2 separate regions of the Homo sapiens genome follow, and region 1 is linked to region 2. The links are chromatin loops, found by intact Hi-C in ENCODE. Cell type or tissue: PC-3. All regions are shown on one strand. Each heading gives the region's core, and the rest is flanking DNA. Links, peaks and the distances in the headings are about the cores only. Region 1 has its middle 390 kb from the start of CDH9. Region 2 has its middle 350 kb from the start of TRK-CTT9-1.

Region 1 (7,542 bases), core at 1,037-6,036, 95 kb before region 2:
TTTTAGATGAAGGCCTAGATTTATCAATTTGCATATGTCTATCTCACAAAGTTTCCCAGATTTTTCTAGCCGTTAGAAATGTCCATACATACTAGAAAACTTGTAACTTAAGAACACATTGAAACCACTCAGAAATAAAAAGATCAGAAAATGTGTTATGTTACTAATATTATCATGTAGAACAGAATAACTGAAATATACTAGGATGAATATTATGAAATTGACTTCTTTTTGGTCAAAAAAGTGTATTATTCAACCTAACAGAATAAAAAACGGTTATTTTTCAGTCATAATATTGATGTTACTTTTAAATCAGATTTGAATAGGTGAAATTTGAAGCTGAGTATGATATTGCAAATGTAAAAATCTCACAATTTTTCTACCTCAATCCATTATGTTTTTGAAATATCAATGTGATATAATGTTTTAAATATGCCTTTTTAGGCATATTTAAAAATTATTATTATTTTTCTTATATATTGCTTTGGAGTTGATGTCTGCAATCACAAATCTGGGGCAGTGTTAGTTACAGGAAAGGTAGAATAGAAACAAGCATGGTATTTGAATGTAGACACAGATGAATGAGAAAGTGGCATGATACAAATTAGCAGATCTCCGATTCATTATTTTAGAATACCTATCTTCTTATTTCATTGATCTTTATTCTTTTTTCATGATTCCTGTAATGCTTTTTGTGCCACTGATTTACTTTTTCCTGTGTTATACTAACAAAAAAGTTACATCAAATATTCATTTTATTATCTGAGTAACCACAACTTACAGTATTCGCTGTCAAGCATGAGCATAATAGAATATTATTTTGTCCCTTTTTTTTGTTTCTCTCTTTCTGACTATCCTCCTTCTTTCCTTGGAGCTCAAACCATAAAGCCCATTTGTTAGTGTCTCTCTTAAGGCAACAACTTTCAGTTTCAAGCTGATGTTATCTGTGCCACTGCCTTTTTCCACCATAATATACTGAATTAGTTTCAAATTGGCTGAAAACCTCTTGTTGTCTGTTCCTATAATTGAACTTCCCAGAACCCAGCAAAATTTTTTTATTCTTCCTAGTGAGAACTAACCCTTGGGATTTGTTCTCCTTGAGCCTTTACACTTATTTTGTAAAGGTTTTCCCCTACAGTGGTTTATACCTTGGTTGACCCAGATTTATGGTAGAGTTAACATTCTTGTCACTTTCCTTATGGTATTTGCTTCTTACTGTACTAAAAATCCAACACTAGAAAACTTATTTTTATTTAAATAAGTATTTACAGACTCCAGGCAATGAGAAAATTGAAAATAAATTATTCTTAACCCTGATTCACATTATTAATCCTAAATATCAACACAAAGTTTTTTAAATTTTTGGTTATAGTTTTTAGCATATCTATCTTCTGTATTTAAAAAGATAACATAATTTTACCTAACTATATAGATTTCTTGATACCCCTTTTATTAAATAAATTAAGATTTCTTCTTAGATTCTACTCTTATATAAGATTTAACAACATCGTCTTTGGGCATTCTAAAATGAGTTGTTAAAAATAACTGAATGCTATCCTGAGGAGGAAGGAGTGCATACTGTGTGACTGCTTTTGCCTCAATGTTGGTGAGTCTTGATAGACCACTGGACATGTTGAGACCATATGAATTTATAAAATGACTAACCAGAAATCATGGATATTTTGTGAGATTCGTTCTTCCACCCAAAGATGAAAGACATTTGATCCTGGTGACTGTACCATACTGAACTTCTGCAACAATGTCTGATACCCAAGGATAATAAAATGAAATAAACAAATAAAACTCTTTAACATGATGCCATGATTAAAGAAGATCAGTTTTTTCAGCTCCTGGACTCTCACATAATACGGTACTCCCGTGAATTTTGGCAGATTATTTTGGTATGAATACCTTAGTACTGAGTTCGAGGTATACTTAATATAAAATAATATGTCAAACAAAAACAACTTTTCACTTCCAGTGAGTGAAAAGATTTTTGCATTCATATTATGGTGAAAAATCTTACTACAGAGAGTGCTGGCAGAGGCTGAGACAAGCATTTGTCTAGGAAAGTAACAAATCAATGATATTTTGGCTTCAGGTTTGACCTCATTTAGCATAATCCATTTTCATCTTCTCTTAACCACTGTGAAAGATAAAAGAGTAAGAGAAAGGGAAGTTAAAAGTAGAGGCAGTCCTCTATAAGAAAATGAGTACTATATTGAATTCAATATGCAATCACAGGCTTTTGCTTATCAAGGGAGAAGACACTCAAGGGTTGCATGCATGCCAAGGTGAGAAATGTCTCTTAGTCTGCCATTAACTAACGGCTTAAAGAAAAACATGAGCTTAAGGCCTAAGATTATACATCTATCTCTGAATCATTCTCCATGTAAGGTATTTCTACTCCTATGAATTTGGAGCCAAAATATCTCCGCAATATTCAAACTCCAAACATCATTGTATCAAAACATATCTATATCAATGTCTATATCTGGAGAGTGTGGTTATAATCAGAGAGAAGGCCTGGATTCAGTGAAAGTGTCTTGTTGATTGTGTAGTAAGCTTTCTACATTGATGAGAATTCTGTCTCTTTTATAGCAATTGCAAGAGGCACAAACAGTAAGTAGAACTTTCTCATCAAATATATTTCATAGCTGTAGTTTCCTTTCTGCCTGTTAATAGATTCTTGCTTTCAAACAATAGGATGTTGCCATTCCCACAATACACAAGATCTACAAACTTCCAGCTATAGCACATTTTATCCTCCTATTTCGATTGTTCTCAGAGTTGTTTTATGCTGTGTATAGGTGGGGTGGAGGGCTTTTTTAAATAGGAAATTATAAAAACAACCTAGCTTCTATAAAGTAATGTTTGCAGATAGTGTTCAAATATTTTAGTTAAATTGAGTTTTTGGAAAAAAATTAATAAAGTGTATGTAGGAAATGCATAAGCAAAACACTTTACATTAAACAATTGATTTTTAGAATCCTGATTTTTAATCATTGTGGTTAGAGGTCCTGTATCATACCATTTTTAAATAGCACATTTAACCCAAAGTAAGAAACAAATATTATCAGATTTTATTTATTCTAATCATCTCAAAATATTTGTTTAAAATGCTATTAAATTTAATTGCTTAACCTCAGTGGACAATAAAAAATTTACGAAAGGTTTAAACCCACAGTTGTTGCAAAGTAGGACAAAGACTCTTTCTGGAAGACAGGCAGTGCTGTCTGTTACTGTAACCCAGTCCAAAGCTCCCGCTGCTTACCACAAGACAGCCAGGAAGTCGAGACACAGGAGTTGGAGCAGGGAAAGCAAATTTGTTTTAGAGAGCCAGCACACCAATATGGTGATGGAGTAGTGTCCTAAATAACCATCTTAAGCTATTATGAATTTGGGGCTCCTTTTATGTTAGGGAAACAGGGAAGACTGAAGGAGTGAAGCTCAAAAAGTGAATAGTGACCACAGACATCTGGGCAGCACTGAGGGAAAAATTCCTTTTCCTTGGCCAGGTCACAATGCTCTTATAAGCTTGTAACATTGTCGTTAGTGTGTACAGCCTCCTTAGTTCTCAGGGGTTAGTTTTGGCAAGGGACTATTATCATCCTTGTTTTAAAGTTAAACTATCAACTAAATTATCCCTATAGCTAGCTTGGCTTAAGTGCAAAGATAAACAAAAGCAGTTAACCTAAAAGTTTTCATGGCAGGGGGATGATGTTAGGAGCAAAATGGAATTAGTTTTGCTAGGCCTCCTTTTCACCGTTACATACCACTAAAGAGGCAATGTCATGAGGCTCCTGTTAATACCAGGTTAGCAGAACCATTTCAAGATTAGAGGACTAAGTGCAACACCCAAATGTGAGGTAGCGTTTTTGAAATGTTCAGAACGATCAAAGAGCAATGTACTGCTGCTAATTAGCAGATACTTTGGATGGCTATGACGTTACGTTTTGGTTTACACAAAGTTTAGCCAAACGTATGTTATTTTTGTGAGAGTTTATGCTCTGCTGTGGCAAAAAAAAAAAAAAAAGATAAGTGATCATATCATCTAATAAAAGCCATGACTTTTTTTAATGAATAGATTGTTGCAAACGCCGAAACAGACTGTTTTGTGAGAATAATGCAATATGAATCAGCAAACTTTTTGTTTGCCCAAACTATATAAAATTTATAGTGCCATTCATTATGTTGTTGTGAATCCTAGGGTCACAGCACCATAAGGTTTCTAGATATTGAAATTTATATAATGTATTAAAAAATAAAAAACATTGAGACCAGTTAAATTTAACAAAGTTTATTTGAACAAGAAAAAGGTTTTAGAACTGGGCAGCATTCCAGACCAAAGATGGTTGAAAATGATTCTCACCTACAACATGGTGAGTTGTATTTATAACAAGAAAAATAAGAAATGATGTACAAAGATTACTTAATCGGTGCAGTTTGGCATTTGCCTCATTTGGACATAATTTGGCAGCCTTCAGCCTGATAGTAGCTGAAGGTTCAGCTACTATAATTGGCTGAATCTCAGTTGCTTGGTTTGTAGGTATACTGTCAGGTTAGATTACAATTTGCTTGCACATCAAGCTACATTGCAGTTCGCTATTTATGGAGGCCACTTTGGTCAAATTTTATTGGGCAAGTACAGAGACTACTTTGAGCCAAACTGAAATCAGTTTATCAGTCTCCCCCTTTTGGTCATCTTTTTCATAATTTGGATCATCTTGCCTATCCCATGATGAGTTCTGGGGTGCAAGGCTTTTAACAGGGGAAGCTTCAAAATCTCAGGGGAACCAGGCTGAGCAGGCCCTTTGTGATTCCATGGGCAACATTGAATTTACATCCTTTCAGATGCTAACTCTGCTTTACTGAATTCATTGCATTGCACAGTTTATTAAATATCAGCATCAGGAAATTGACTTGGACAAATCTTATGAAGTTCATTTGAACTGTATATTCCAAACATTTCAGTGCTAGCTGACTTGGCATAAAAATCTGCCAAGGCATTTTCTTGGTATTCAGTTAATTTTTACTCTGCCTGATGTTGTGGTTAGCAGTTTTAGAGACACAAACAGTTTATTCAGTAGAGTTCTGGGAATTCTTACCTGGTCTAATGGTATGATCGTATTTCCAAAATTTTCATCATCAGTGTATTTTTGATATTAATGTTCAATTTCTTAGGAAAATTTATAAACCTCCAATCTTAGCCAGGGTGATCACATATAAAGTCGTTTTTACAAGACTCATCTTCCATAAACTTTCTACAACTTTCTTATCCATTCAGTTTTGTTCTATACTTCTCTTCCCATTCTGAAACAATTCAGTCATTCTACTTTAGGTTACAAATTTGTCTTCTTTTCCTCTCGATGAAACGAAAAATATCCTTGCAACTTAGCCTTTCTTTATCAAAGGCACGTTTTACCTTTCCTGTGTACTTGCATACAGACTTTTTCTTTCTTATTATTTCTATTAATTTTAGTTACACACATTAATTACAATTCTTAACTTATATCAACCTTAATTTTCAGTGAATTCCAAGAAGCACACAATTGTGAACTGTCACAGCAGAAATCTGTAGATTGGCAAATGTATCAGTCATAATTTCTCAAGTATTTTTAATAACCCTCCAAAGTATTTTTAGTCTATCTGTAATAAAATCTGTGGAGGAGGCAAAAATACTTTTATCTTCTTAGGTTTCATTGGCTACGCTAAAGAACTAAATTGTTGTTTATATAAATTGACCTCAGTCTTAACTTTCCATTCTTGGTGATAACAATGTTAAAAACCTTCTTTTTAGAAAAAAACATCTTCCACATGGAAATTTTCTCTTAATTACATCTACTTACTTCGTTAACTCTTAATAATTATGCCTGAATTGCATTAAAAAAAGACAAAACATTAAACAGCCATCATGCAAAATCATTCTTCTCACTAAGAAGTTTTGTAATATATAAGCTTATTTTATTAGCAAATCTAGGTAAGAAAATTCATGTACCTGCATTAGATATGTGTATTAGACCATTTTCACGCTGCTGGTAAAGACATATGTGAAACGGAGCAATTTACAAAATAAACAAGTTTAATGGACTCACAGTTCCACATGGATGGGGAGGCCTCACAATCATGGCAGAAGGCAAGGAGGAGCAATTAACATCTTACATGGAAGGTGGCAGGCAAAGAGAGAGAAGCAAAAGCAGAAACCCCTTATAAAGCCATCAGATTTCATGAGACCTATTCACTACCACAAGGACTGCATGAGGGAAGCCACCCCCCATGATTCAATGATCTCCTATGAGGTCCCTCCCACAATATGTGGGAATTATGGGAGTAAAAGTCAAGATGAGATTTGGATGGGGACACAGAGACAAACTGTATCAATATGTTACAGTAGGTAGTCAGACAGACCTCAGCAGGGTAGGAGACCCCATCACCATCACCACCCACCAGGAATGTCAGGAGACCATCAGGTGATCATCAAGTGGTTGTTACATGATTCCTCCAAAATGATAATTGGTCACAGCTAACAACACGGAGCAGTCCCCCAGTAGATAGATAGAAAAAAACCTAAAAACTTTTGATCAACAACTTCCTGATAAGATCTCAGGAGTTGCGCAAATGGGCTCAAGCATGTACATTAAGAGGAAAAACAGCAGAGTTTAACTGGTATGTGACCTTCTAGGGAGATTCAACTGGTACAGAAAGAATGTGTCAAGTGAGCATTCATACAACTCTAGTAAACACACTGTGCACGCGGCCCCTCCCAAGTGCTGGCGGGTCACTGAGCATATGAAAACCCACTCCAAAGGAAGAGTCAGTGGAGAAGGAATGCAAGACCCCAGAAGCATGCCAACAGATAAAACCCCAAGCCAGGCCGGGCACAGTAGCTCATACCTGTATTCTCAGCACTTTGCAAGGCCACAGCAGATGGATCCCTTGAGATCAGGAGTTTGAGATATCCTGGTCAACATGGTAAAACCCCGTCTCTACCAAAAATACAAAAATTAGCTGGCTGTGGTGTCATACGCCTGTAATCCCAGCTACTCGGGAGACTGAGACACGAGAATCACTTGAACCCAAGGAGGTGGAGGTTGCAGTGAGCTGAGATTGCACCACTGCACTCCAGCCTGGGTGACAGAGCGATACCTTGTCTCAAATAATAATAATTTTATATATATATATATATATATATATTTTTTTTTTTTTTTTTTTTTTTTTTTTGAGGCAGAGTTTTGCTCTTGTTGCCCAGGCTGGAGTGCAATGGCATCATCTCAGCTCACCACAACCTCTGCCTCCCAGGTTCAAGCAATTCTCCTGCCTCAGCCTCCCGAGTAGCTGGGATTACAGGGATGTGCCACCACTTCCGGCCAATTTTTTGTATTTTTAGTAGAGATGGGGTTTCTCCATGTTGGTCAGGCTGGTCTCGAACTCCTGACCTCAGGTGATCCGCCCACCTCGGCCTCCCAAAGTGCTGGGATTAAAGGCTTAAGCCACCATGCCCAGCCAAAAAAGATAATAATAATACTATATTAAGAAACACAA
Region 2 (7,542 bases), core at 1,018-6,017:
GTTAAATTATCTCGGTCAAAATTTGCAATAATGTTTACAGCTTTAATTATCTGAGTTGATACTCTTTCCTTGTTGCTGAGAGAATTAAACGATTTAAAAATAGTTTAATTTTCATTTTGCTAAGAATAGTATATGTAGAGGGGGGACAAATAATGCAATTTTCAAACTAGAAAACTCAGTGACACAGATTTAAAATGTCAATTTGAAAAAAATTATAATAATGTGCAGCATTAGTCATATTATACATAATAAGATTTTACTTTAAGTTCTTACTTCTAAATAACTTCACTCAGTTTTTTCTAATCCCAGGATAACCTGAACAGTAAAGATAGGCATAACGTTGAAGGATATACTGTCTGATTCTGGAGGAAAAAAATAATATATTTTATAACCTGTGCCACTATCCAATATGCAGAAGTAGTGTCTTTTTGGAATTTGGAATTTAGAGACACTTTAAAGGTAAATGGGATGAATCTGTTTTAGAGAATTATAGGAGTTCCCCTCTCTTTCTCCCTCATACCCCATTGCAATTTCCCTAGTTCTGTATTAGTCTGTTCTCACACTGCTATGAAGAACTACCTGAGACTGGGTAATTTATGAAGGAAAGAGGTTTAATTGACTCACAAGTCCACATGTTTAGCGGGAAATATGACTGGGCAGCCTGCAGAAACTTACAACCATGGAGGAAGGCGAAGGGGAAAACAAGGACCTTCTTCACATGGTGGCAGGAGAGAGAGAGAGAACGAAGGAGGATGTACCACACACCTTTAAACCATCAGTTCTTGTGCAAACCCACTATCTATCATGAGAACAAAACATAGAAAATTTGACTCCATGATCCATTCACCTCCCACTAGGAATTATAATTCAAAATCTCCCTCCCCTAATACTAAAAATTATAATTCAACATGAGATTTGGGTGGGGACACAGAGGCAAACCACATCAAGTACGATGGATTCCAGGACATGAATAGATGTTCTTTCAATTGTGCTTTATTTTGAGTCTTAGATTAATATAACTGCTTAAGTTCTGTTTCCACTTAGATTTGTCAAAAACTCTTTAATGATTACAGTGACTTTCTGTGGCATTATATTGAAAATGAAGAATTGGAAGCAAATAGATAGAGGCTTGGCATCGTAAGTGCAAATGATATGCCTAAAAGTGAAAATAAACATGGACATTATTCTTAGTAAGGATTGCAGGAGAGTTATTTTTACTATTCTATGAGACCACAGATGTGGAAGAAATATATTCTATCTCAGAGCCATAGAAGCTTGAGAGAAGAGAACCAATGATATGAACCCGGAGAACACACTTATTGAACAGACATTCAATGCAACAGAATTAGAAAATAAAAATGGAGTTAGAGAGTGAGACTCCCTGGCCATAGAATATGAGAAACAAAAAAAGAAATCAGAAAGTCAAGACCTTTCTGGAGAAAATTATTAGCCGAAGAGGTTGATGTCATCAAAGATCAAGTGCTCCAATGGGCTCTTGATATTCCTTTTTGTAATGTGGAAGATTTCCCATGTGTGTGTTTGTGTGTGCACATGTGCGCATCCACACGTGTGTACATCCAGTAAATACTGTATATAATAGCACAAATTGAATTAGTTTTCAAAAATTTCAGTTGTTTCTGTGCTGATGCTTTTTTTGAAAGAAAAATTGTTAGCTTAGTTTTAATAATACTAGTTGTTTAAATTACTCTATGCATTTATATGAAATACATTTTCAAATTAAGAATGCAGTACTCCACCTTTATCCACAGTTTTGCAGTTACCCATGGTCAAGTGTGGTGCAAAAATAAATCAGCACAGTACAAGATATTTTGAGAGAGAGACTATATGAACACAAATACTATTATAGGCTATTGTTATATTGTTCTATTTTATTATTAGTTATTGTAAATATCTTAATGTTCCTAATTTATCAATTAAACATTATTATAGGTATGTATTTATAGGAAAAATCATGATGTACATAGTTTTGTACTCCCCATGGCTTCAAGCATCCACTGGTGATCTTGGAATGTATCCTTCATGGATAAGGAGAAACTACTTTATTCTTACCAGAACTGCTAGCCTCTGGACACCACGAATATTGTTATTTTTTATTTTTCTTTAAACTCTTATTTTAGGTTAACCGTACATGTGTAAGTTTGTTATATAGGTAAATTGCGTGCCACAGGGATTTGGTATACAGATTATTCCATCACCCAGCTAATAAGCATAGTACCTGACAGGTAGTGTTTTGATCCTCCCCCTCCACTCCCCCTCCTCTCAAATAGAGGGTTCCTGAATCCATGATCTCATTCTTTTTTATGGCTGAGCAGTATTCCATGGTGGATATGTACCATGTTTTCTTTATCTAGTCTACCATTGATGGGCATTTAGGTTGATTCCATGATTGCTATGGTGAATAGTGCTGCAATGAACATACATGTGCATGTGTCTTTATAGTAGAACAATTTATATTATTTTGGGTATATACCCAATAATGGGATTTCTGGGTCAAATGGTAGTTCTGTTTTTAGTTCTTTGAGAAATTGCCACACTGCTCCCCACAATGGCTAAACTAATTCAAATTCCCACCAGCAGTTAATAAGTGTTCCCTTTTCTCCAAAACCTTGCCAGCATCTGTTATTTTTTGACTTTTTAATAATAGTCCTCCATAAATTCTTTTCAATGGCCTCATTGTTTTATCACATTGTCTTGAAGATTAGAGGTTTTCTATAGAAGAACTGATTTGATGGCCAAGCTTATTTCATATCCTCTCCCTTGCATTTCCTGGGGCAGTGAAGGGAAGTATCTTGGTTCTTCATATTTTGTATTAATCTATGAGACATTGTTTCATTAAGGAATTATAAAATGGGAAGAATGTTAAAATATTAAGTCCAAAATACGTAAACAAAATATAAATGCATTTAAATCAAGTACCTGAACATTATAATTAGATGGTGTTAAGTTATGTATTTATTTCACTTTTCTCATCTGTAAAATAATGACTGGATTAGTGTTTTTACACACAACCATTATAAGGAATATGCGACATAAGCAATGACCAATGCCAATTTTCATGTGTTAAATGTCACAGTTGTTTTGCTCTGGCTTTAAAAAGAAATATTCCAATATAAATATAATCCATCCTATTTAGAGATAAAGAATCTGAGGCTTAGAATGTTAAAATGCTGCCTAGGTAAGGTCTTATTTAATAGTAGAAATTAACTTTCTTCCCGGAGAAACAAGAGGAAATACATAATTCTGTGAATTTTTAGAAGAGGTAAAACATAAAAAGGGACCTATTTTAATAGTAAATGTGGATACATGATATAAATTCAAATACATGCTCTAATTCTAAATCTTTAAAGTACTAGATACGACACTATATTGCCACATTTTATTTATCAATTTCTTGTGCATATCCCCAACTAAATTTTGAACACCTATATAATTGAAATCATGTATATTTCAATTACTTTTCAAATACGGGGTCTTTAACAAGAAGCTAATTTGCAATGCTCAACATATATTTTATTTAATAATATAATTAACTAAGGGACTTATAAATGTAAATTCCTACAGAATAGTTACATATAGATGATGTAGGTTAACAGAATATTTGGCATCTAATTTGCTTAATGGAGCAAAGTGCCTTCTTCACTGTTATATTCATTGCCAGGATGGATTAAGCATACACAGACATGCTACATATTTCCATGTAAAATGAAGAGTGAAAACTGCAATATAGAGACAAGAAAGGGACATCTGCAGCAAGTCTGTCTATTATGGAGCTTGTAACTGTTGATCCCGCTGAGTTCATAATGCTAAAAGGACTCCCTTCCTGCTGAGTGCACAGTCTTTGGTGCACGCTTGACTGGGCTTTCTGAATAAGTGTAGCATCCTGCAGTAGTGAGTCATGGAGATGCTGAGAGGCCTTGATCTTCAATGATTCATATTGCACACAAGGGAAAATTGCTCCAGCTTATTACTTTATTTATTGTTTATCCAGACTCTCATTATTTTATGAATACATGCCAATAAAAACAAATATGTAGAAATTATTATTTTGAAATTACAAGTAAGAACTGTTTTTGTCAACTTATTTTATATTATATATTGTAGTTTTAGTGCTGTTTCTTAGAGGAAAAAGCTATACAACTTTAGTTTTCAGCCTTTTGAGATTTTTGAGAATCAAGAAAATTTTGAAATACTTTATTTTCAAATTTATTTCTTTTTAAAATGGACACATAAAATTGTATGCATTTATTGTGTGCCACATTATGTTTTAAATATATATACATTGTGGAATGGTTAAATCTCGCTAATTTACCTATACTTTACTTCACATAGTTATCAATTTTGCGGTAAGAAACTTAACATGCACTATCTTAGCGTTTTTCAATAATATAATATATTGTCATTATCTATATTCATCATCCCATACAACATTTATTCCTTCTATCTAATTATTTATCCTTTGACCAACATTACCCTAACTGTTGCTCTCCACTGGATACCCCAGGGACTATTGGAAGCCACCATTCTACTCCCTACTTCAAAGGATCAACTATTTAAGATTCCACACGTGAGTGAGATTATGTGGTATTAGTCTTTCTGTCTCTGGCTTATTTCATTTGATATAATATCCTCCAGGCTCATTCATGTTGTCACAAATGACAGAATTTATTTTTTATGGCTGAATAGTATTCCAGTGTGTGTGTGTATGAATTATATTTTCTTTATTCATTCATCCATTGATGAACACATAAATTAAATTAATTCAGTATCTTGGCTATTGTAACTAGAGCTGCAGTAAACATAATAGTGTATGTCTTCGATGTTCTGATTTCTTTACTTCTGGATATTTGCCCAGCCGTGGCATTGCTGGATCATAAGGTAATTCCATTTTTGATTTTTTGAGAAGTCTTCATACTGTTTTCCATTATGAGTGTAGTAATTTACATTCCTACCAACAGTGTGCAAGGGTTCCCTTCTCTCCACATCTTCATCAATATTTGTTATCTTTTGTCTTTTTGATAATAGTCATTCTAATAAGAATGATTTGACATTGTGGCTTTGATTTGCATTTTTCTGATGATTAGTGAGGTTAAGCAATTTTTCATATATCTGTTAGCCATTTTTTGTATTTTGGGAAATGTGTATTCAAATGTCTTGTTCATCTTTTAATCAAGTTATTTGTTTTCTTGCTATTGAGATGTTTGCATTCCTTATATATTTTGGAATGTACACCTTAATAGATATGTGCAAATATTAACAATATTAATAGATAAAATAGATAGTAGATAATATTACTATATAGTGTGCAAATATTTTCTCCCATTCTGTAAGCTGTCTCCTCATTCTGTTAATTGTTACCTTTGCTGTGCAGAAGCCTTTTAGTTTGATTGAATTTCACTTGTCTATCTTTGCTTTCATTGACTGCTGTGTTTTTGAGATTAAATCCAAAAAAATTAATTCCCAGACCAACATCACGGAGCTTTTCCCCTGTTTTCTTCTAGTAGTTCCACAGTTTTACAAGTGAGTCAGTCTTTAATCCATTTGGGGTTTATTTTTAAATACGATGAGAGATAAGAGTCTAATTTCTTTCTTCTACATGTGCATATCCAGTTTTCCCAGCAGCATTTATTGAAAACTATCCTTTCTCCATTGTATGTTCTTTGCACCTTTGTCAAAAATCAGTTGTCTGTAAAGGCTTAGACTTATTTATGCTCTTCCCATTCTGTTCCAGTGGCTTATGTGTATGTTTTAATGCAGTACCATGCTGCTTTGGTTACTGTAACTTCACAGCATATTTTGAAGTCAGGTAGTGTGCTATCTCCAGCTTTATCGATTTTGCTTACGATTGCTTTGGCTGTTTAGTCTTTTGTGGTTCCATATAAATTTTAGGATTTTTTTTCATTTCTGAGAAGAATGCCATTGGTATTTTGTTAATGATTGCATTGAATCTGTAGATTTCTTTGAGTAATATGGATATTTTAACAACATTGTCTTTCAATCAATAAACACAATATATCTTATCACTTATTTGTGTTTTTTCATTTTTCTCATAAATAGTATAGAGTTTTCATTGTAGAGCTATTTCACCTCAGTGTTTAAATTTATTTTTAAGCTTCTTTGTAGCTATTGTAAATCAGATTGTTTATTTGATATTTTTTCAGGGAGTTCATGTTAGTGCATAGAAACACTATTGATTTCCATTATGTTGATTTATATCCTGAAACTTCACTGAATTTGCTTGTTAGTTCTAATAGTTTTTTGGTGGGGTCTTTAGAGTTTTCTGTATATATTAATAAGATCACGTTGTATGCACACAGAGACATTTTAACTTCTTCGTTTCCAATTTGGATGCCTTTTCTTTCTTTCTCTTGCCTGATTGCTCTGGCTAGAACTTTCAGTACTATGTTGAATGGAAGTGATGAAAGTGGGCTTCCTTGTTTTTTTCCCAGATCTTTGAGAAAAAGCTTTCAACATTTCCCCATTCGGTACGATGTTGGCTGTGGATTTGTTATATATGGCCTTTACTGTATTGATGTACGTTCCTTCAATACTGAATTTGTTGAGAGTTTTTATCATGAAGGAATATTGAATTTTCAAATACTTTTTCTGTATCTATTGAAATGATCATATAGCATTTGTTTTTGGTTCTGTTACTGTGATGTATCATGTATATTGATTTGATTATGTTGAACCACTTTTGCATCTCTGGGATGAATCCCACTTGATCCTGGCGAAGTAAATTTTAATAGGCTGTGGAATTTGGTTTGCGAGTATTTTGCTGAGAATTATTCCGTCTATGTTCATCAGGGACATTGGAGGGATATTTTCCAGTAATTTCCTCCTTTTAGTTGTGTCCTTGCCAAGTTTTGGTATCATGGTAATGCTAGAATAATAAAATGAATCTGGAAGTATTCCTTTCTCTTTAACATTTAGGAAGAGTTTGATACGAATTTTTATTAGTTCTTTAAATACTTGGTAGAATTCAACAGCAAAGACATCCAGTCTTAGCTTCTTCTTTGATGGGAGATATTTTATTATTAGTTCAATATCTTTACTCAGATTTCCTTTTATTCATAATTCAATTTTTGTAGGTTATGTGTATCTAACGCTTTATCATTTATTATGGGTTATTTCATTTTTGAGTGTATAATTATTCAAAATACTATCTTACGATCTTTTGTATTTCTGCTTTATCAATTATCATGTCTTCCTTTTCATCTCTGATTCTGTTTATTTGAGTCTTCTCTCTTGCTTTTCTTTTTATCCAACTAAAGTTTTGTGTTTTTTTATGTTTTCAAGAAGACATATATGATTTTTGTTGATCTTTCTATTGATTTTATTGTCTCCATTTCATTTATTTGTGCTCTTAACTTTATTGTTCCCTTCCTGTTATTAATTTTGGTCTTACTTTGTTCTTGTTTTTCCAGTTCCTTGAGAAGTAACATTAGGTTGCTTGTTTAACATCATTTTCTTTTTTGACTTGGGTATTTATTGCTACAAACTTCCCTCTTAGTACTGCTTTTG

The links. Peaks named below come from ENCODE experiments on the same cell type or tissue, not always from the same donor. Only the 100,000 strongest peaks of a DNase experiment are listed, where the experiment ranks them.
Region 1: a loop joins it to region 2, with 9 times the contacts of the local background. A loop is called at or near these places in 1 of 110 quality-filtered maps.

The regions. Positions count from the first base shown.
Region 1 is chr5:26,644,951-26,652,492 of GRCh38, reverse strand. No RefSeq gene overlaps it. Among named protein-coding and RNA genes, the nearest start is that of CDH9, 390 kb to the left of the region's middle. In PC-3, for the core only: no CTCF peak of the experiment used is centred there; no DNase peak of the experiment used is centred there; H3K27ac peaks cover 323 bases.
Region 2 is chr5:26,549,603-26,557,144 of GRCh38, reverse strand. No RefSeq gene overlaps it. Among named protein-coding and RNA genes, the nearest start is that of TRK-CTT9-1, 350 kb to the right of the region's middle. In PC-3, for the core only: no CTCF peak of the experiment used is centred there; a DNase peak (open chromatin) is centred at 3,884.